Linked DNA regions of Homo sapiens: region 2 is linked to region 1. The links are chromatin loops, found by intact Hi-C in ENCODE. Cell type or tissue: heart left ventricle. All regions are shown on one strand. Each heading gives the region's core, and the rest is flanking DNA. Links, peaks and the distances in the headings are about the cores only. Region 1 has its middle 10 kb from the start of CASTOR1. Region 2 holds the start of KIAA1656 (KIAA1656 protein).

Region 1 (10,754 bases), core at 201-8,200:
TCATTGTGGATATGGCCGGCCTGCTATGAAACCCACCAAAGAGGGCCCAAAAGCACTTTTCTTTCTTCCAGCCCGCTGCCTGCTTTTTTCTGGGTCCTGCCTGAGTTCTGGCCGTCCCTCTTGTTGGCTAAGAGATCAGTCAGTTCTTAACACCAGGGCTCTCCTGGAGTCATTCCTAAAGTTCAGGGCCAGGAGGATGGGACAGGGACCTGGAGGCCACCTGGAGCCTGCTCTGTCCTCCGGGGCCGCCTCCCTGCTTGGTGAGGCTGGGATCCTGCTATTGCCTGATGGGGCCCCACAGATGACCCAGGGAGACTATCGGGTTCCCTCAGCCCAGACCCACCCATGCTCAGGCAGGGAAGAAGGGTGTGACTTCTGTGTACTCAGAGGTCGTGGTGGCTCCTCAGAAAAGCCAGAACAGGGACAGGCCTCTGGCAATGCGCCCGCCCTGCTCCTGGGGACCAGGGGTCTGGGGCCTCGGGCTACAGATCACAGGAGCCAAGAGCACAGCACAGCCTGGTGAGTGAGCAGCAGGGGCCCCCCGGGCCAGCCCTTCGCTTCAGCCTCAGTTTCCCCATGTGCATGGAGACCTAGGAGACAGCTCTTTCAGGAACATGGGGAGGGGGGCATTTCTTTGGAGTTTGACTTTTTTTTTTTTTTTTAATGGAGTCTCGCTCTGTCTCCCAGGCTGGAGTGCAGTGGCACAATCTCAGCTCACTGCAACCTCCACCTCCCGGGTTCAAGAGATTCTTCTGCCTCAACCTCATGAATAGCTGGGATTACAGGGGGCCGCCACGATGCCAGGCTAATTTTTGTGTTTTTACTAGAGACAGGGTTTCACCACATTGGCCAGGGTGGTCTTGGACTCCTGACCTCAAGTGATCCGCCTGCCTTGGCCTCCCAAAGTGCCACACCAGGCCGAGTTTGTCTTTTGTTGGGGGAGGGGGGTTGGGGGAGTAGGAGTCCCAGTTCCTCTCTTTTGAGGGCCTGGTGTGGGCCCTGGCTTGGGGGATGTCTGGGCTTGAGGTGGGAGCTTCAGAGTCAGGATTCTTGGGGCTGTTTAACCTACAGCTAGTGGGCTCCTGGCCCCATATCCAGCCCTGGGGGTCTCACCATCTGTCTGTCTGCCTATGAGTCATTGCCTGGTTTGGTGTTCCTGTCACCCCGGCTCACCAAGGGCCTCAGGCCTCTCTTGGGTCCCTCATACCAAGTCCCAACCTGGCCTCCGCTAGTTCTTGGGGTTGTCCACGAGGCTGGCCTGGGTGAGGGGCCACAGGTGCACCACTGCGGGCTGCTCTGACTCACACAGGCCTGAGGTCAGTGTGCCTGTGTGTGTCTCTGCCACATACCTGTGTGTCTGTGTGGAGGATTTTTAGCTCCTAGATAATAGGGTCCTTAGGGGTCACTGGGCCAGCTCTTCGCCTCCAGCAGGCTACAGATAGGGCCACCTTCCTAGGAGTGCTGGGGAGATCATGAGACCAAGCTGGGCTCAGGGGCACAGAACTTGGGAAGTGCCCCAGGGACACACAGATGAGAAAGTGGGGGGCATCTTCCAGGAACGTGACCCGGAATCTCACACGCAGCTGATGCTGTGTGTCAGGTCAGACAGGCTGACCTTGAGATCTCTCAGGTTAAGGTGGAGACTCACAGAGCTACCTCCTAGTCCCATCCAGGCCCCCAGAGAGTCCTGGGGCACAGGAAGCTGGTCTGGTCAGCCTGGGTCCGGGGTTGGGCTCCATGTGGGTCATTCATAACCGAGGTTGGGGGCACTTACTGGCATGCAGCCCACATCCTTCACCTTGGGAGCTCTTGGTCACCTGTCCACATCAGCACAGGCTGGGGAGCCGAAGTGCCTGTCTTCATAAAGATGGTAGCAGGTCCCAGGGAGGGGCCTGCCCACGGTCCCTCAGGGAGAGGGAGGGGGCTCTCTGCCCTCCAACTGCCAGCCTGGTGCCCAGCATCTGCAGGGAGGATGTGGGCCTGGGTGGGTGGGGACGGGAGATGAGGAAACCTCAGCCAGGCAGAGTCAGCGGATTACTTCCACCCTTTCTCATCTTCATGCCTAGACAGAGGAAGTGAACTCCTAAATTCCCCTCTCCGAAATACTGGAGCAGAGATTTAGGATTTAAAGTCCTCATCTCCCTCCCAGGTGGGTGAGGCTGCTGGGTCGCATGCTTGCCAAATGGTTCCACAGCTGGCTTTTTGGTTCTCTGTAGAGGTGAGAAGAAACTGTACATGTTCTTCATCTTCCTCTGGGACCCAGGATCCTGCCCAGTGGGAAGGGCCTGAGCAGGAGGCAGGAGAAAGGAGTAGCCGGGGATGCTGAGCCGTCTGCGGCTGGCTTACTGAGCGAGCACAGGGAAGCCACTTCCCTCATTCGCCTGTATGGGAGGGCAGGTGTTGTGCTTGGTTAATTTACATCTATACAGTCTACATGTTGCTTAAGGAGAGGGGATACATTCTGAGAAATGCATCATTAGGCGATTTGGTTGTCGTATGAACGTCATAGAGTGTACTCACACAAACCTAGTTGGGATAGCCTGCTACACACCTGGGCCAGCTGGGCTAGCCTGTTGCTCCTGGGCTGCAAACCTGTACAGCATGTTTCTGTGCTGAATACTGTAGGCAGTTATAATGCAATGGCGAGTGCTTACATACCTAAACATAGACAAGGCACAGTAAAAATGCGGTATAAAAAAAGCATAGCCAGGTGTGGTGGCTCACACCTGTAACCCCAGCACTTTGGGAGGTTGACGCAGGAGAATCACTTGAGCCTAGGAGTTTTACCCAGGTGGAGACCAGTCTGGACAACATGGCGAAAGCCCATCTGTACAATAATAATAATAATAATTTTAAAATCGCTGGGCATGTGGCTCACATCTGTAATCCCAGCAGTTTGGGAGGCTGAGGCGGGTGGATCATGAGGTCAAGAGATTGAGACCATCCTGACCAACATGGTGAAACCCCTTCTCTACTAAAAATACCAAAAATAATTAGCTGGGCATGGTGGCACGCGCCTGTAGTCCTAGCTACTCTGAAGACTGAGGCAGGAGAATGGCGTGAATCTGGGAGGCAGAGCTTGCAGTGAGCCGAGATTGCACCACTGCACCCCAGCCTGGGCAACAGAACAAGACTCTGTCTAAAAAAAAAAAGAAAAAAAGCTAGGGCCGGGCACGGTCGCTCACGCCTGTAATCCCAGCACTTTGGGAGGCCAAGGCGGGCAGATCACAAGGTCAGGAGATCGAGACCATTCTGGCTAACATAGTGAAACCCCGTCTGTAGTAAAAATACAAAAAAAAAAAAAAAAAAAAAAATTAGCCAGGCGTGGTGGCGGGCACCTGTAGTCCCAGCTACTTGGGAGGCTGAGGCAGGAGAATGGTGTGAATCTGGGAGGCGGAGCTTGCAGTGAGCCAAGATCACGCCACTGCACTCCAGCCTGGGCGACAGAGCGAGACTCTGTCTCAAAAAATAAAAAAAAAAAAAGCTGGGCATGGTGGTGTGTGCCTGTAGTCCTAGCTACTCAGCTACTCAAGAGGCTGTGAGGAGGGAGGATCACTTGATCCCAGGAGTTGAAGGCTACAGTGAGTTATGATCATGCCACTGCACTCCAGCCTGGGTGACAGAGCAAGACTCTGTCTCTCAATTAATTAATTATAAAAACAGTACACCCACCAGGCGTGGTGGCTCACGCCTGTGATCCCAACACTTTGGGAGGCCGAGGTGGGCAGATCACAAGGTCAGGAGTTTGAGACTAGCCTGGTCAACATGGTGAAACCCCACCTCTACTAAAAATACAAAAATTAGCCAGGCATGGTGGTGCACGCCTATAATCCTAGCTACTCGGGAGGCTGAGGCAGGACAATTGCTTGAACCCAGAAGGTGGAGGTTGCAGTGAGCTGAGATCGCACCACTGCACTCCCGCCTGGGGGACAGAGCGAGACTCCATCTCGGAAACAAAACAAAACAAAATAAAAAATACCCAAATAGGACATTTACCATGAATAAAGCTTGCAAGACTAGAAGTTGCTCGGGGTGAGTCAGTGAGTGAGTGTGAGTGAATGTGAAGGCTTAGGACGTTACCGTACATTACTGTAGACTTGATAAACACTGTATACTTAGGCTACACTAAATTTACTAAAAATATTTTTCTTTCTTCAATGATAAATGAACCTTCACTTACTATAACGTTTTACTTTGTAAACTTTTATTTTTTTAATTTTTAAATCTTTTGTATTAACACTCAGCTTAAAACACATTGTACAGCTAAACAAAAATATTTTCTTTATATCCTTACTGCATAAGCTTTTTTCTATTTTAAAATTAAATTTTTTACAACTTTTTAAACATTTTTGTTAAAAAAACTAAGACCAAGCCGGGCACAGTGAGTCATGCCTGTAATCCTAGCACTTTGGGAGGCCAAGGCAGAAGGACTACATGAGCCCAGGAATTCGAGACCAGCATGGGCAACATGGCAAGACCCTGTCTCTACAAAAAATAAAAATTAGCTGGGTGTAGTGGTACGCACCTGTGCTCCCAGCTACTCAGGAGGTGGGAGTGGGAGGATTGCTTGGGCTCAGGAGGTCAAGGCTGCAGTGAACTGTGTTTACGCCACTGCACTCTAGCCTGGGCAACAGAGCAAGACCCTGTCTCAAAAAACAAAAACAAAAACCCACCAAAACTATGACCAACACGCACACACTAACACACTAGCCTAGGTCTATACAAGGTTGGATCATCCAGACATCACTAGACGCCAGGAACCTTTGAGCTCTATTATAATCTTGCAGGACCACCATCATATATGTGGTTCATCATTGATGCAAATGTTATGCGGTGCATGACTGTATATTCAACGCATGCTCTTGTTATCCCTATTTTACCCAGGTGGACATGAAGCACAGAGAGGTGAAGTGCCTTGCCCAGTGTCACACAGCTGGGCAGTGCGGAACCAGAATTCCAAAAGAAGGTTAGGAGTCCCCACAGGAGCCTGGGGAGTTTCCTTGGGCAAAGAGACAATTTAGCTGAACCCTGAGGGATGGGAGATTTTGCAAGATCCCTTGCAATCCCAGCTGTCTGCGTCGGTGGCCGGGTGTCTGCTGCTGGTGGCAACGGATGTGTGGGCGGGCACGCGAGGCCTGGCCCTGGCTCCTTCCTGACCCAGGGCTGGCAGGGTGGGTGTGTTGGGCAATGGCCGCGGTTTGCATCTCACTTTCCCAGGCAAGCCCCGGCACTGGGGTTCCAGAGCCAGGCTGCCTCTTATGGGGTACCCAGAGCTGCCTTCCCGGGGGTTGGTCATGGTGCCATGTGGATGTGTGTGCTGCATGGGTGACTGTGCCGCAGGGGTGTCTGCAAGCTGCACGGGTGTGTGTACTGCATGGGTGCATGCTGCTTGGGTGTGTGTGGGCAGCATTGCCTTTGCAGTGAGTGCAGACCTCTGTGTATACGTCTCTACAGATGAGTCTGTTTTGGCAGGAAGGTGCACATGTATGTGAGACAGTTTACCCACATGTAGAAGTGACGTTGTGTCCTGGTGTGGGTGTGTACTTGGACCTCTATTGGAGGTCAGGCTGTCTGTGGGTGTACATGTATCTGCTTACATAAGAACACTGGCTCTCTTTCTGCATGTGTGCCTGCCTGCATGTATATGGCTGTATGTGTCTGTGCGTCTGTGTATGTGTGTACACATGTGAGTGTTGGGGGGGGTCTATGTTTCTGCAAGTCTGTTTTTCTATGTGTCAGGGCTGGTTTTGTATGTTTTTGAGAGTATGCGTGCATGGAGGCATCTTCCATGTTTTTTTTTGTTTTGTTTTTTGAGACAGGTCTCACTCTGTCACCCAGGCTGGAATGCAGTAGCACGATCTCGGCTCACTGCAACCTCTGCCTCCCAGGCTCAGCCGCTTCTCCTGCCTCAGCCTCCCAAGTAGCTGGGATTACAGGCGTGCGCCACCACGCCCGGCTAATTTTTGTATTTTCAGTCAAGTTAGTCACCATGTTAATCAGGCTGGTCTCAAACTCCTGACCTCAGGTGATCCACACTTGGCCTCCCAAAGTGCTAAGATTACAGGCATGAGCCACAGCGCCCAGCCGTCTTTCACGTTTTTGTGTTCACACATGTGCCTATGTGTACCCTCTTGTCTACTTCTCTACCCTGAACCCACATGCCCTCAGGCCTCCCTGCCTCTCCCTGATCAGGGGACATTTGCTACTGCACTGCCACCTCCCCCAGTGCTGGTTCCAGTGCCCAGCTCTCAGAAGGCCCAGCTCCCATGCAGTCACCAGTACCCTCCACCTTCCATCTTCCTGCCCTGGCTCCCTCAGCCTTGGCCTCTCCAGTTTCCCTCCTACCCGCTCCCTCCTCTCCTTCTCTGTCCCCTTCTTCTGTCTGCAGCCAGAAGCACGACTGCCCCTCCTTTCTGCCCACTGTGCCCAGAGCTGCTCAGCCTGGACTCTGCTCAGCCAGCCTGCCCTGACACAGAGCCCCCCCACCCTGCTGGCTCTCCAGCCCAGTGCTCCTCCCCAGTCGGCACCCCATGCTTTCCAGGGACCGGATTCAGCCACGGATGTCCTCTCCTCTGTTGCTGTCTTAGACTCCCCGCTGGCCTCCCTGCCTCAGTCTCAATCCTAGTGTGTCCTCTCCCTCCCTGATCACAGCCCCCTGCTCACGAGACCTGCCTTTGAGACCTCCCAGCCTGCACCAGCTTTCCGGTTGGCGCCTCCCCATGCTTGTTCTCTCCCAAAGAGGAAAGCCTTCCCAGCTGCCATCAGGCAGTGTCCTAAGCCAGCATGCCTCGGCCTTTGCAACTTAAGTGAGGCTTTTCTGTGTCTAAGAATAAGAGCTCTTAGATAAGTGCACAATAGGCAATAAAACAGGAAGAGCCAGGGGAGGCCCTTGGACTTTCTCCTGCCCCCTTGACGTCTGACTCACTGTCTTCCAGCCCCCTTGGCTTTCCTGGGGTGGTTGTGTTTTTCAGCTCTGCCTTAAAAATTTTTTTTAATTGCAATGAGCTTCACATAATATATAAAACCAGCCATTTTAAAAATGACTAATTGGGCTGGGTGCCATGCCTGTAATCCCAGCGCTTTGGAAGGCTGAGGTGGGCGGATCACTTGCGCTCAGGAGTTTGAGACCAGCCTGGGCAACATGGCAAAACCCCATCTCTACTAAAAGCTAGCCGGGCCTGTTGGCACGTGCCTGTAGTCCCAGCTGCAGGGGGTGGCTTGAGGTGACTTCAGCCCAGGAGATGGAGGTTGCAGTGAGCTGAGATCATGCCATTGCACTCCAGCCTGGGCAAAGGAGCCAGACCTTATCTCCAAAAAAAAAAAAAAAAGAAAAAGAAAAAAGAAAAAAAAAAAAACAAATTCAGGAATTCGGGGCCCTTTCGTACATTCACAATGTTGCACAACTGTCTAGTTCTGAAACATCTTCATGAATCCAAAAAGAAACCCCACGTTCATTAATAGCCACTCCCCATTCCTCCCTCCCCCGGCCCCTGGCGACCACCAGTCTGCATTCTGTCTCTATGGATTTGCCTATGGTGGATATTTCTTGCAATGGAATTGTGTAATAGGTGACATTTTGCATCTAGATTCTTTGGTTCAGCATAACGTCTTTGGGGTTCATCCACGTTGCAGTGTGTTTTAGTGCTTCACTCTTTTTTATGGCTGAATAATAGTCCATGGTTTGCGTAGACCACATTTTGTTTCTTTTCTCTTTTTTTTGAGATAGAGTTTCACTCTTGTCGCCCAGGCTGGAGTGCAATGGCGCCATCTTGGCTCATTGCAACCTCCACCTCCCGGTTCAAGAGATTCTCTTGCCTTAGCCTCCTGAGTAGCTGGGACTACAGGCGCCCGCCACCACGCCCGGCTAATTTTTGTATTTTTAGTAGAGATGGCGTTTCACCATGTTGGCCAGGCTGATTTTGAACTCCTGACCTCAGGTGATCCACCTGCCTCAGCCCCCCAAAGTGCTGGGATTACAGGCATGAGCCACCGTGCCCGGCTGTATTATCTGTTAAAGGACATTTGGGTTGTTTTCACCTTTCGGTTACTAAGCTCTGCCTTCTTGACTGTGGAGGCGCCCAGCACTTGTGTTTAATGACACATTGTTCTGCCTTCCTTCTGTATATGCTTGTTCTGTGGACAGAGTGACCTGGCCCTGGCCAGTCACCCTCTATCACCCATTGAATGGCCACCAGCAGGCCCTTGGATGGAGCAAGCGCTGATGGCCTTCTCTCCCCTCAGAACTACCGGATTTGTTTCTCTTTTTCGTATCAGAATAAACACCCTGAGTTTCCTTGGTGTCTCTCCGAGAATAAGACGGGGAGGAAAGCTACCCTTGCACAGCGCCTGTCCCAGGGCACTTCCTCCAGGTGGTGATCCACATCCCTGGGAGCCCCACCTCTTTGTCCCAGACTTCCCCTTGGGATCAGGGCTGTCATTTGTAGACAGCCCCACTGGGACCCTGGCCGCTTCCCACCATCTTCTGCAGTTGCCTCTTTGTTGGGCAAAGACTCTGAGGTTTTGCAGCACTTGCTGTGCCCGTGCAGCTGGCACCAACAGAACGTTCTGAGTCTGACCAACTTCCTCCCTGTCCTCCGTGCCTCCTGCCTCTATCTTCATGCTTGTGTGGGACGAAGGACTCCCAGCTCCAAGTGCCAGAAAACCAGCACAGCTAGCAAAGAGGGGACCTGTGTCTTGTCCCGTGTGGCTGGGACACACCACGTGTATGTCCCTGGCTTCAACAGGGATCAGGGCTCAGGGAGACCCCTCAGCCTCCCTGGCTGCGCCGGGCACATTCTTGTCCACTCTGCAGGACCCCACACCTCTGCCTGTGAGGCTGGGGAAGGTGGTTTTCCATAGCGGCAGATTAGTGATATCCCAGCCATGTGACAGAGGTATGCTTCCTGAGTCTGACGTCATTCCAGGGAAGGATTCTGATTGGTGCTGTTCAGGACACAGGTGCATTGCTACACCACAAAAGCGAGGGTGAGTCAGGTGCTCCCTTCTGTGGCCTGGGTTGAGAAATGGGTGGTCCATCAGTGGGTTTTCCAGACCCTTCCATGTGCCGGGTGTTGGCCCTTGTATGCACATGTGTGAGCGTGTGCGTTTACTCACCCTTCAAAACCTGGCTATAAAAAGACATTCGGTGCAGATTCATTTGACCGGAAGCCTTTTCCTTCTCTCTGATTTATCCTCCACATCTAGCCTGTGCCCAGCACACACAGTGGGTACTTAAATATAGGTCAAATGACAGACTGAGAACCCACTGTGATTTGTCTGTTTTTGCAAAAGGTAGGACTGCCCCCTTCCACGAAGACCAATCTCTTTCTATGAGACCATCAGGTGCCACTCATGTGGAATTCATTCTGAAGTGAACCCTTTAAAAGAAGCACCAGTGGCTTTTTCTTTTTTAGTCAATTTTCCGGGAAAGTGCTGAAATCTGCAGTGAGTGAAAGAGCAGATTTTGATTTCCCTTTAAAAAAATTATCATAAAAGAGAAACTCAGCGTCTTTGAAATTGAAGCTTCCCAGAAACAAAATCACATGCTCTGATGGACTGTGATTGATAGAGTTCTGATTCTTCGGGAGAGGGGACCGGGAGAATGCATGGAAAAGGGCCTGAGAGACTTGTTCCTGCCCACAGCGAGATGGCCCTGCACTTCCAGAGGCCTGGCTCTGGGTTCACCAGATGTGGGACAGGGACGCCTCTGGGTCCTGCAGCCTGGGAGCCACAGCTCACCTTTCCCCAGGCTTCTAAAGATGGCTGCAGCTATATGGCTGTGCATTCATCGGTTCACCAAGAATGTATGGAGAGCCTATTACATTCTGGGGGCTTTGCTGTGCTCTGGAGAGGCAATGGGGGTGGGGGCCACAACCACAGTATACACCCTCTGAGAGTTTCCAGTCTGGCTGGAGAGACAACCTCATAGTTTTAAAAATGTACACCTCTGAAGAGCGTGGTGTGGAGGGATACGTGGTACTCTGGGAGGGTGCCAGGAGGCGGGTTGGGACCAGCCTGGGGTGAGGAAGGTCAGGGAGGTCTTCCCTGAAAAGGTGCAGCGTGGACTGGACGTTGATATCTAGGTGGCAGGTCACAGGTAGAGTGCTCAGGAAGTGGGAACGGCATGTGCAAAGGCCCTGAGGTGAGAGCTGCTCCCGGAAGGACTGAGGAAGGCCAGAGAAAGGCAGGCAAAAGAAAGGTACTAGTGAGGCTGGGAGGTGGGCAGGACCTGGTGGCTGTGGTAATGACTTTGGCCTTATCAGAATGGCAATGGGAAGACAGGGACTGTTTAAGCAGAAGGACTCGACCCGGCTGTGTGGTATGAGCCCCTCCCTAGGGGCCGCAAAAGCAACAAAGCCTAGTGGGATGCCATCACCCCTCACTCCTCATCTTCCTCCCTGTCAGACTTCCAGCCACACCTGCCATTCTCTGAACTAGGCCTGTGCCGTCCTGCGCCCTGGCTGGCCTCCCACTGTGACAGGGAACCTCCTCCCTCTCCTGGCTCCTTCCCCAAGCTGTTGTTTTTGCTTTCCTCAAGCCACTTGGCAACATCAGTTCTGGACAACCCATTGGGCATGCGGGTCGATCTGGTGGCTCTAGGAGGGTGCCTGGGCTCCAGTGTGCCTTTGCTCCCTCCCAGGTCTCTGCCTCTCAGGCCTCAGCTTCACCATCTGCAGGACAAAATAATGATACTTGCCTCCTAAAGTGGTTACAAGGATTCAATGCTTAGGACTGGGACCAGTACGCAGAGGTTG
Region 2 (10,754 bases), core at 1,990-9,989, 96 kb before region 1:
GTGCCACCATGTCTAGCTAATTTTTGTATTTTTTGTAGAGATGGGGTTTCACTATGTTGCCCAGGCTGGTCTCGAACTCCTGAGCTTAGGCATTCGGCCCACCTCGGCCTCCCAAAGTGCTGGGATTACAGGCGTGATGAACCACCATGCCCAGCTAATGAACAGTCCTTACTGCTCTGATGGCAAGCTCCCATCCTGCCCTCCATCCTCACCTGGGGCTCTGCAAGGTGTGTTCCCCAAGATGCACTGAACCTGGGGCACATAGGGCTCCCCAGGATGCAGTGAGCCTGGGGAGGCTGGGTCTTTGGCCTGCAGCGGAGCTTCAGGCCGGCCACACTTTCAGCCCACCCAGCTGGCTGCTCTGAGGCATGGAGCTCTACAGCAGGCTCTGCCCTGGAGAGCTTATGCCATAATGGCCACTTAGTCCTGGCATGGGGCTCAGGGGAGTGTCACTTTGTCTCCTGACAGCCAGGGCTGTGTTTTATCATCTCTGGATTTCCAATACCCAACACTTGGCATCAAGGGCATTCAAGGGTATTCTGTCCACAAGCTTTTTTTTTTTTTTTTTGAGACAGAGTTTCGCTCTTGTTGCCCAGGCTGGAGTGCAATGGCGCAATCTCGGCTCACCACAGCCTCCGCCTCCCAGGTTCAAGCGATTCTCCTACCTCAGCCTCCCTAGTAAGCGGGACTACAGGCATGCACCACCACACACAGGCTAATTTTTTGTATTTTTAGTTGAGACGGGGTTTCTCCATGTTGGTCAGGCTAGTCTCGAACTCCCAACCTCAGGTGATCCGCCCACCTCGGCCTCCCAAAGTGCTGGGATTATAGGCATGAACCACCGCGGCTGGCCCCCAAGCATTTCTTGAGTTACTTCTCTGCCAGGCAGTGATGCCCCGGTCTCCTGGTGTACAGCCCCCAGCACGTGTTGGCCAACGTGGGCTGCTCCAGCCCTGGGCTCATGGGGGCCCAGTCTGGAGAGCAGATAGGCCAGAGACATGCTGTCACTCTGCTGGGGTAAGCACAGAGCTGGTGGTGGCCCCGGCACCCTCTAGGGCATGATAAAGGCACTCAGCCTGGAGCTTGGGGACAGCTTCCTAGAACAGGTGGCACTGCCCAGCTGCAGCTGGAGGAGAGAAGAGAGCAGGATGGAGAGGGGAGCTGGGGCTCACAGACACTTCCCAGTGAGGGCCCCCAGAGCACCTCCACTGTGAGCAGAGCAATGGCTTGTGGCACTAGCAGCACCAGGCTTGTCTAGAGCGGTGGCCTCTTCATATCAGATCATTTCTCAGCCCCTCTTCCCCACATGACGGTAGATGAGCTTCAGCATCGGTCGGGGAAGAACACGATGGCAGAGCAGTACTCAGCTGCAGAGAGCTTTGAAGTGAATGCACGTGTTAGTCCTAACACATCCACAGACCCTGTGCAGAGGCGCACCTGGAGGGAGCGTGCTGTGTTTTGCTTACTCCGCTGCGCCATCTCCTGAGCCAGCTGTTGAGTAGTCAGAGCGCAGCAGCCACACCGCATCTGGGGCAAGTTGAGTCAAGATCATTGTGGTTCCCTCAGTCACTCTGAGGCTGCCCAGGGGCCCGGGGCCCCCAGGCTTTAAAGTGTTCTCTCAGTCATGTTTCCTTTCCAAATTCACTCATTCCACAAAGATGGTGGGAGGTACTGGGTTAGAGTGGTGACCACATCAGCTATGGTTACCTCCCACCGATGGGAGCGCACAGACCCCCAAGGGCAGCTGCAAGGGAACGCTGGGTAGAGCGGGTGTGAGGAGGGCGGGGCAGCGGGAGGTTAGGGGGGCGCATTCACCCAGCCATAAGAGGTCAGGGAGCTTCTAGAGCAAGATGTGGTGGAGGCAGTAGCCGAGGAAAGGGATAAGGTGGAAGAGGGTTCCCAAGACAGGGAACAGTGTGGAAAGGCACAGACACTGAGAGGAGGCAAGTGGCACTGCAGGGAAGGAGCTCAGGCAGGGGAGCTGCAGGGCCTGGTGTGCAGGGGAGAACCCTCTGACCGTGGGTGGGAAGTGGGTGGCAAGGAGGGCATGAGACCCACCCCCACCCAGGAGAACGAAGCAACAGGCCTTGGGGGCTGGCTCCCTCCCGTACAGGGGGGTGCGAACATTCAGGCTGGATGGGTGAGTGGCTGATGGCAGGGCCTGAGAAAGCCGACCAGGAGGAAGTGCAGGAGGATGGGGGTGGGAGAGTGAGCAGGTCCCAGGCTGGGTGCTGGGTTGCTGGGTGCTGGGTTGGGGAGTCTCTGAGGCTACCAGATAGAAGCTTCTGTGTATGCAAAACATCAGGTTTGTTGCCCAGAGAGCCCTGGGCTGGGAATGGATGTGGCTCTCCTTGGAGCTGGATGGGAAGACGTGTAGGGCAGAGTGAGTGATCCTGAGAAGCACACAATGGAAGAGACGGAGCCTTCAGAAGAGGAAGCTGGGGACTGCAGGGACACAGAGGCCGTCAGCATACCTCACCTGCCTGCTCCCTGGCGTTCCTGGGGGTAGATGTTCCTAAGGGAGGCGTGTGGGGGTGGCCCCATGTCCCTGATGACTGCTTCCCTCCCCAGAAACCCCTGCAGCAGCTGTGGAACGCCATCCTGCTGGTGGCCATGCTCCTGTGCACAGGCCTCGTGGTCCAGGCCCAGCGGCAGGCGTCGCGGCAGAGCCAGCGGGAGCTCGGAGGCCAGGTGGGAGCCAGCCCCAGGGAGCCCCAGCACCCTCAGCCCTTGGACCTGCAAGACTGTGCCCGTCCTCTCCCCACAGGTGGACCTGTTTAAGCGCCGCGTGGTGCGGAGACTGGCATCCCTCAAGACACGGCGCTGCCGGCTGAGCAGGGCAGCGCAGGGCCTCCCAGATCCGGGTGCTGAGACCTGTGCGGTGTGCCTGGACTACTTCTGCAACAAACAGGCTAGTGCCCCGGGTAGAGACCAGCCATCAGCTCACCTGTGATGCCTCCCACCTTACTCCTGGGACCTTGGAACCACCACCACCAGGCCCTTCTCCTTCAGCCCCCAGGGCCACAGAGCAGAATTTCAGGGGGGTGGGGGAAGCCGTGAGGTTTCAGTTCCCCAGCTGAGGCGAGGGGCATGGGACCAGGCACCCCCACGTGGAGTCCTGCTTCGGTGACCTGAGCCCTTCCTCCCCCACCCCTGTAGTGGCTCCGGGTGCTGCCCTGTAAGCACGAGTTTCACCGAGACTGTGTGGACCCCTGGCTGATGCTCCAGCAGACCTGCCCACTGTGCAAATTCAACGTCCTGGGTGAGCACCAGGGGTGGGGTCCCTCGGCCTACTCTGCCTGCTCCTCACCTGATGCCTCTCTCCCTGTTCTTCTTCCCCTCCCCTGCAGGGAACCGCTACTCCGATGATTAGCTGCCCAGCTGGACTCTGCACATGGGGATGGACCCTTCCTGCCTGCACCCCGGTCCTCAGCCTGGGCTCCCAGGACAGGACAGGATGGGACAGCAGGATAGACAGGACAGCAAGCCCAGTGGGTGGGAGGAAGGATGAGGGCCCCACCATGTCCACACTGGGAAGGAGGGCCCCACAGCTTCAGACTGAGGATCTAGGGCTGGGACCTGTCAGTCAAGGAAGAGAGGTCACTTTGGGACCTTCTCTGCAATCCTGTGACGTGAGTCTGCCCTCCTTACAGGCAGCTCCCAGGTCAATAAGGAAAGAGAATATGGGGCCAGTGTAGCTGTCGCCAGGGTTCTGGGAGCTCCCTGTGGCCTGTCTGGGAATTCCTGGGGGCTGAGACTACAGTGGCCAGGTTTTGTGCTTATTTATTGGGGGGTGGGTTGAGGGAAGAGCTATCTGGCCTTGGGGTACCCTGGCCTGACCGTCTTTCAGGATACTTCTTGTCAAGGCTGTCTGCCTGTTGCCTTTGGTCCTCAAGCACTGGGAGCCATGGGTCCCACTGCCTGTCCAGCCTGGCTCCCTTCCTGGGCCTGGCTAGGACCAGAGGTCTTAGAAACCGTCCTGTTCTGGAATCCTTGGCTGCGGCTTTGTGTTGCTGACCGGGATACTCGAAGCCACAGGATCAATGTGGTGCCTCATCCAGGGGCATCCTTTTTTTTTTTTTTTTTTTTTTTTAAAGAGTTGGAGTAGGGAAGGTTTAATAGTAAAATAAACGTGGCTATATTTTAACATAAGATGTAAAATGTGTATAGGTGTTTTAAGATTTTAAAAAGTTACCTTAGGTTCTACTGCCTGTGGTAGATGGAATTCTAAGATGGCCCCCAAGGTCTCCCACTACCACCTGCCGTGAACATGCCTTGCATTAATATAATTTCTGGAACTGGGACTCAGAGGGATTTTATTTATTTATTTTATTTTTATTTCTTGAGATGGAGTTTCACTCTTGTTGCCCAGGCTGGAGTGCAATGGCGTGATCTCGCCTCACTGCAACCTCCGCCTCCCGGGTTCAAGCAATTCTCCTGTCTCAGCCTCCCAAGTAGCTGGGATTACAGACATGCGCCACCACGCCCGGCTAATTTTGTATTTTTAGTAGAGACGGGGTTTCTCCATGTTGGTCAGGCTGGTCTCGAACTCCCGATCTCAGGTGATCCGCCTGCCTCGGCCTCCCAAAGTGCTGGGATTACAGACGTGAGCCACTGCGCCTGGCTTCTCAAAGGGATTTTATGCCCATGGTTGGGTTCTGTCTTATAGCAAGCTGACCTGAAGATAGGGAAAGTATTTGAGTGTGAGCCTTGCCCTAACCACATGAGCCTATTCAAAGTAGTTTTCTGCTGGTAGAAGAGGAGGAAGTCAGGGATTTGAAGCATGTGGGGGATTCAGCACATGAGAAATCCTCTGTTGTTGACTTGAAGATGGAGGGAGCCCCATGGCAAGGAAGGTGGACGGCCTCTAGGAGCCGTGAGAGGACCTGGCTTACAGCCAGCCAGCGAGGACATGGGGACCTCAGTCCCACAGCCGCAAGGATCGGAATTCTGCCAACAAGTGGAGCTTGGAAGCCAATTCTTCCCCAGAACCGGCAGAAAGGAACGCAACCTGGTAGATGCCTCAATTTCAGCCCTCTGGGACCCGGAGCAAAAAAACCCAGCCACACAGAACCTGGACTTCTGACTGCCAGAACTGGGAGCTAATGAATACATGGCACGGAGTTGGTGGGCGCCTGAGAGAGCTACTCAGCTGTGAGGTCCTTCCCCTGGACTTGAGCACAGGCCTTCTGGCTCAGGGTGCTGAGGGATGGTGCTCCCCTGTGAGGGGGGTGCCCGGGGCACCCCAGCCTCCCTCAGGAACTCCCAGGCCCCTCAGAAGCAGGAAGTTGGGCTGACCAAAGCTGTGGTAGCTCAGCTATATACATGGCCCCTCTTGACCCTTCTCTGTGAACTGAGGTGCTCTACCTGACGGCCTCTTCACCAAGGGAAAATGCTTCAGGCATTTGGGAGCGTGCGCCCTGAGAAGGCCTCAGCAAGTTTTTGGAGATTGTCCTTCACAGGTGAGGTGGCTCAGGGTAGGCTGGTGGCTTCATGAGGAAAACCAGAGCCCCAGATGCTTGGCCGCATGGCACCCTGGGCTGAAGAGACCCCCAAGGGACAGGGATGGGAAAGCCAGGGCTGGCAGGGTGTCCTCTGCTTGGTGGAGGCCTTGCCCCGCCTTCAGTGGCCTCCTGGGGCTATGATCTCCAGGATTTAGAGAAACCTTCATGACGGTCACCATTTCCTAAAGGCAAGGAGTTCCTCAGTGAAAGGAGGCCTGACCTCTTGGGTCCTTAATGTGCCCAGCGCAGGTCCAGAGCCAGGGTGGGAGGCTGAAGGCGTTGCTGCCCTCTGCCTGCTTCAGACATCCTCACCGGCCCTTCCTCTGTCCACTCCCACCTGACCCCTTCCTGAGTCAGTGCGGGCCACTGAGCCAAGGTTCACCCCTCGACCCTTGCTCTGGGGATAGAAAAACGGACCTTCACCTGGCCCAGGTCTTAGGAGCTTCCTCTGCCCTGGGTGTACTCTCCTATCCCACAGCCTCTGTCGGGAGGGAAGCAGGAAGGCCCCTTTTACTGAGGGCCCATAGTGCCAGGACTCTGCTGACTGACTGAACTACATGGCTGGGGACTCAGTGGCCCCTGCCCAGGACAGGGAAGGAAGGGTTCTTTCCTTGGCTCAGTCATACTGTGAGGCAAAGATTGCTGTGGGCCAATGGCTGGGGCTTTATTACAGTGGGTGGGCTGCCAGCCACCTCCCATCCAGCCTCAGCCCTGGGCCACAGGCTACATGGGCCGCTCCTGGGGCTGGTGTGCAGAGCTGGCCTGTCCCCGGCCAGGTGACAGTCTCTTTCTCAGCCTGACCAAGACCTTGATGGGGTTCTGGGTGCAGGTGTCCAAGTGGGTCACACCCTCCAGCAAGGACTTGCTGGGCTGGCTGCAGGGCTGCCGAGATGGGGATGTGCAGGGCTGCCGAGGTGGGGATGTGCAGGGCTGCCGAGGTGGGGATGTGCAGGGCTGCCGAGGTGGGGATGTGCAGGGCTGGCCCAGCAGGGTCCTACCCGTCCTGCTGCTAGGAAGGTGCTGTCTGCCCAGAGGCCTGAAGGAAAACCAGATCCAAGATCCCCTGTGAATGCAGGGAACACTCCACTCACCTGCCCCACCTCCAGTAAAGCCTCACTCACCCTGGGGATGTGCTCTTGGCCTGGACTGGTGGTGTTGCTCCCTGGGTTCCCTTGCTGGAAGGGGACCAGAGCCGGTCCTGCGGGATCAGCTACAAAAAAAAAAAAAAAGCCAGTCTTATAAGGGCCCAGGAGTCCCCTCCCCACTGTACAGAGAGGGTGTCGTAGCCAGGGATGGGGAGGGAAGGGCCGGGCGCATATCCATGGGCCCTTTCACCTAGGGGCAGGGCCTAGGAAGCCTTCCAGGGCCTATTCTCAGCTGCAGAGCCTTGGGCAGGCAGCAAGTGTGGGGAGGTTTCTTTCTGACATGGCTTCTTTTTTTTTTTGTAGAAACGGGGTCCCATTATATTGTCCAGGCTGGTCTCAAACTCCTGGGCTCGAGTGATCTGCCCGCCTCAGCCTCTCAAATTGTTGGGATTACAGGCATGAGCCGCCGCACCCGGCCTGACGAGGCTTCTTGCTGCACTTAAAGGAATGACAGCTATAGAGGGCATATGGGACTGGAAGGCATCGGATCCATAACATCCTCACGCCTTCTGGAAATGTGAAAAATGTTTCACAAAAGCACAGCCTAAGGCCTCATGTGATGAGGTGGGCTCTCCACAAGTTCCCGGGGCAGAGTCTGAAGACCTGCTGCTGGATAGGGGCTTCCTCCTGGTCCCCAAGGGCCCGCCCTCTCAGGCCCACCTTGAGGCCACCCTGCTGGGCCACTTCCCGGATTTTGGACAGCATTGATTGGAGCCGCCCGTTCTCCTCCTGTAGGACCCGGATGCGGATGTCGTTGGACTGCACTTGCCTCTCCATGTGATCTGTGACGTTGCCAGAGTCTGTGGGACATGTTATCTGGGATTCCACGCTGCTGGATCTGCCTCCTGTGCCCAATGGGACAGGACCTTAGAAGGGAGGCACACCAGCTTGGGCAGGTGGCCTGGAGGCACAAAGGAGCTGTGTAGTGCACCAGGCCTCCTAGCTCATCTTCCTTCTCCCGAGGCCTTATTCCCCCTTCCCTGTCCCCCAACCTGCAGGGAAGATGACCATAGTATTATAAAATCTGAGAGCTGGGTGGGACCTAGAGCTCTCAAAAGACTTAGCAAGGCCGGGCGCGGTGGCTCACGCCTGTAATCCCAGCACTTTGGGAGGCCCAGGTCAGGGGATCATTAAGTCAAGAGATCAAGACCATCCTGGCCAACATGGTGAAACCCCGTCTCTACTAAAAATAGAAAAATGAGCTGGGTGTGGTGGCGGGCCCCCGTAGTCCCAGCTACTCAGGAGGCTGAGGCAGGAGAATCACTTGAACCCAGGAGGTGGAGGTTGCAGTGAGCAGAGATTGTGCCACTGCACTCCAGCCTGGCAACAGAGTGAGACTCTGTCTCAAAAAAAAAAAAAAAAAAAAAAAGACTTAGCAAATAAGCATGAGAGGAGAGTGAATCTCTGACAAGGCCCCCCCGTTTTGGACAGGCTACAGCCAAAGTGAGCTGTCCAAGGTCACACGGCCAGCTCAAGCTTGGGAACGGCAGGAATTCCGCCAGGCTGCTCTTCCCCTGCTTTTGTGATGGATGCTTCCTTCTGGCTCCAGGAGCCCGGGAGAATTGCTGCCCCTTCTGGTTCAGTTTCCTGCTATGGGAAATAGCTATGGGGCTATGACCTGCCTCACAAGGTGGTTGAGAAGGGGACAGAAGGGCCTGGATGATGTCTCACGAGCAGCTAACTGCACATCTTCCTGCCAGCTCTGCAAAAGGATTTGCCCTAGTGCTTTAGGGGTCTGGAGGGGCTGGGAGAACCCAGGTCACCTGATATCCAATCCTGTGCCAAGATGGGTACCTAGCACTCCTATGCCATGGGGTCCAGGACAGTGGGCAGCTGGAGGCTGTGTCCTTGGGACTAGTCCCATGGTGTGGTTTGGGGACCCATTCCAAGAACCAAGAAGGGGGACACACAGAAGTCGAGCAAGAATTAGCATGTGACGTAGTGAAGAGCACAGGCTGTGGGGACAACCAGACCTGTGTCTGCGTTTGGCTGTTGTGACTAGAGGCAGTCACATCACTGTTGGGCTTTCACGTCCCTGTCTATGCAGAGTGGATGACGCATGAAGCACTTGCGTGCTGTGGTGGGTCCACAGGGGCTGCGCTGCTGGCCGCCTGGCTTTAACACCCTTGCTGCAGGCTAGGGAGCTGCAGTCCCCAGTGTCCTGCCCACACGAGCCCTCAGCTGCTGGCCCTGAGCCCCAGCATGCCCTTGGCACCATCCCCAGTCCCCTACCATGGATCTGGGTCTCGGTGGGCCTGTGCAGGTCTGGGAAGGCCACCAGCAGCCGCTCCCGCTCCTTCAGCTCCTCCAGCTCCCGTTCTAGCTCCAGGATGGTTAGCCGCAGGTCCGTAGTCGCCTGCTCCAGGCCTTGCTTCTCCCTCTGCAGGCTCTGCAGCAGCTCCTGGGACAGACGGAGGCTCAGGCCTGGCTCCTGAGTGAGCTACATGGTACTCAGCGCCCTGGGGCACCGTCCCTACCCAAGAAAAGACATGGGACAGGCCTGCAGGCACTCAGTTGGCCGGAGACTTCTCTGGCAAAAAGGAAGACCCCCACCCTCACCTGCTGGGCCCTGAGCTGGCATTGCCCCTGCTCCCGCTCGCTCTGCAGCTGCTCCTCCACGCGGGCCCGCTGGGCCTCAGCCTCGTCCAGGCTGCCCCGCAGCTCCTCACGTTCCTGGTCCAGGCTGTCCAGCTGCTTTAGCAGGGCTCGCTGCTTGGCCTGCAGAGACTAAGCAGGAACGGACAAGCAGGGAGGCTGTGAGACCCACAGGGCTAGGCCCAGCCATGTGGAACTAAGGAGGCTACAGCATCTACTACCCCTCGGCTGCTACCCCCCTGGGGTGTGTGTCTGTGTCTAGGGAATGCTGGTCACATGCGTGGAAGGGTAGGGGTCGGGGGAAGCTGGCAGCAGGCAGATGCACACCGGACCTGGTCAAGGCCAGGATCCCAGCTTGAAGACCCCGGCCCTTGGAACGCAGATGGCTGGCTCTGGGGGTCTCACCCCCACTTCCTTCCAGTCATACACAGACCCCACTTGGAGAGGAATTCTGGGAACTAAGTTTTTCTTCTCCTCGGGTCTCCAGTGTCACATCATCCCATGTTGCTGAAGCCCACATTTCCTAACACCCACTGAATGGAAAGCAGGAAGAACTAACGCTGGACTGCTCGGAGTCCTGGCTCCACCTCTCACTAGCTGTGTGGCCTTGGGCAACTTCCTTAACCTCACTCAATAAGGCTGTTTCCTCATTCGTAAAATGGGGGTGACAAGAGTATCTACCTCCTGTTGCTGTAGCGAGGAGTAAGCATCAGAGGCTGCGGCGCCTGAAGCCTGGGTCACAGCAGACACCTGATACATGGCGGCTGTGACAGTTTGCAAGGCACAGAGAACAGCACCCACTTGGGGTAGAAAGGCTTCCCCTACCCTGGGCCCATGTCTGACCCTGGGGACTCTCAACTGAACTCCTGGCTCCTTGCTGAGCTTTTGAGGGTTAGACCCAGCCAAGACAGCCCCCAGACCTGCCCCTTTCACTAGGCAACAGGTCACCTACTCCCTCAACCACACTTCTGAGGACTCCTGTGAGGCCCCATTGCCCAGAGCACAGCTATGCCCCGGGCCCTGGCTCACCCTCTGCCTGCCCTGTCCTTCCCCTGGCTGATGGACTAATTGCCTGTCATGGGCGTCCAGCTCAAAGGCCACCTCCTCCTAGAAGCCATTCTGGATTCCCATGGCAGATGTGGCCATCCCTCCCTGCACCCCTTAGCCATCTGGCAGGAGAGTGTGGCACACCTGCTCATCTTTGCCTGTGGGGCGCTCTTCCAGAGTGAGGCCTCACTGGGCAGTATCAGTCCCTGGGTCACTGTTCCCCCAGTGCCTGGTTCAGGGTAGACTCTCTGTAAAGGTGAGTCAACCCCCACACCTGGAGGCATCTCAGGGAGCAGATGCCCAATATAGATGATCCCCCATTCCCTGACAGTGGAGCCCTCTTTCCCTGCAGCCTACATTGCAGATGCCCAGGCTAGCGAGGGCCCTGGCCTCACCTCCTGGTGGCGGACCATGCTGTCGACACGGGCCTTCTCCTTATCCAGCTCCGTGCTGGCCCAGCAGA

What was found. Hi-C counts contacts between places; a loop is a spot of excess contacts. Peaks named below come from ENCODE experiments on the same cell type or tissue, not always from the same donor. Only the 100,000 strongest peaks of a DNase experiment are listed, where the experiment ranks them.
Region 2: a loop joins it to region 1, with 3 times the contacts of the local background. A loop is called at or near these places in 103 of 110 quality-filtered maps.

Annotation. Positions count from the first base shown.
Region 1 is chr22:30,273,995-30,284,748 of GRCh38, reverse strand. No RefSeq gene overlaps it. Among named protein-coding and RNA genes, the nearest start is that of CASTOR1, 10 kb to the left of the region's middle. RefSeq lists enhancers at 6,005-6,533, 6,534-7,062, 7,934-8,523. In heart left ventricle, for the core only: no CTCF peak of the experiment used is centred there; DNase peaks (open chromatin) are centred at 458, 1,899, 5,128, 6,669 and 1 weaker place; H3K27ac peaks cover 556 bases.
Region 2 is chr22:30,372,219-30,382,972 of GRCh38, reverse strand. CCDC157 (coiled-coil domain containing 157) reads right to left here. Exons shown (of 12, transcript NM_001017437.5): 7 at 10,687-10,754; 8 at 9,209-9,376; 9 at 8,882-9,050; 10 at 7,310-7,494; 11 at 6,626-6,714; 12 at 4,300-6,540. The coding sequence ends at 6,228. RNF215 (ring finger protein 215) reads left to right here. Exons shown (of 9, transcript NM_001017981.2): 6 at 2,572-2,691; 7 at 2,768-2,911; 8 at 3,160-3,262; 9 at 3,351-4,152. The coding sequence ends at 3,373. It overlaps KIAA1656 (KIAA1656 protein), which reads left to right and starts at 5,068. Exons shown (of 2, transcript NR_046312.1): 1 at 5,068-5,462; 2 at 6,953-10,754. In heart left ventricle, for the core only: no CTCF peak of the experiment used is centred there; no DNase peak of the experiment used is centred there.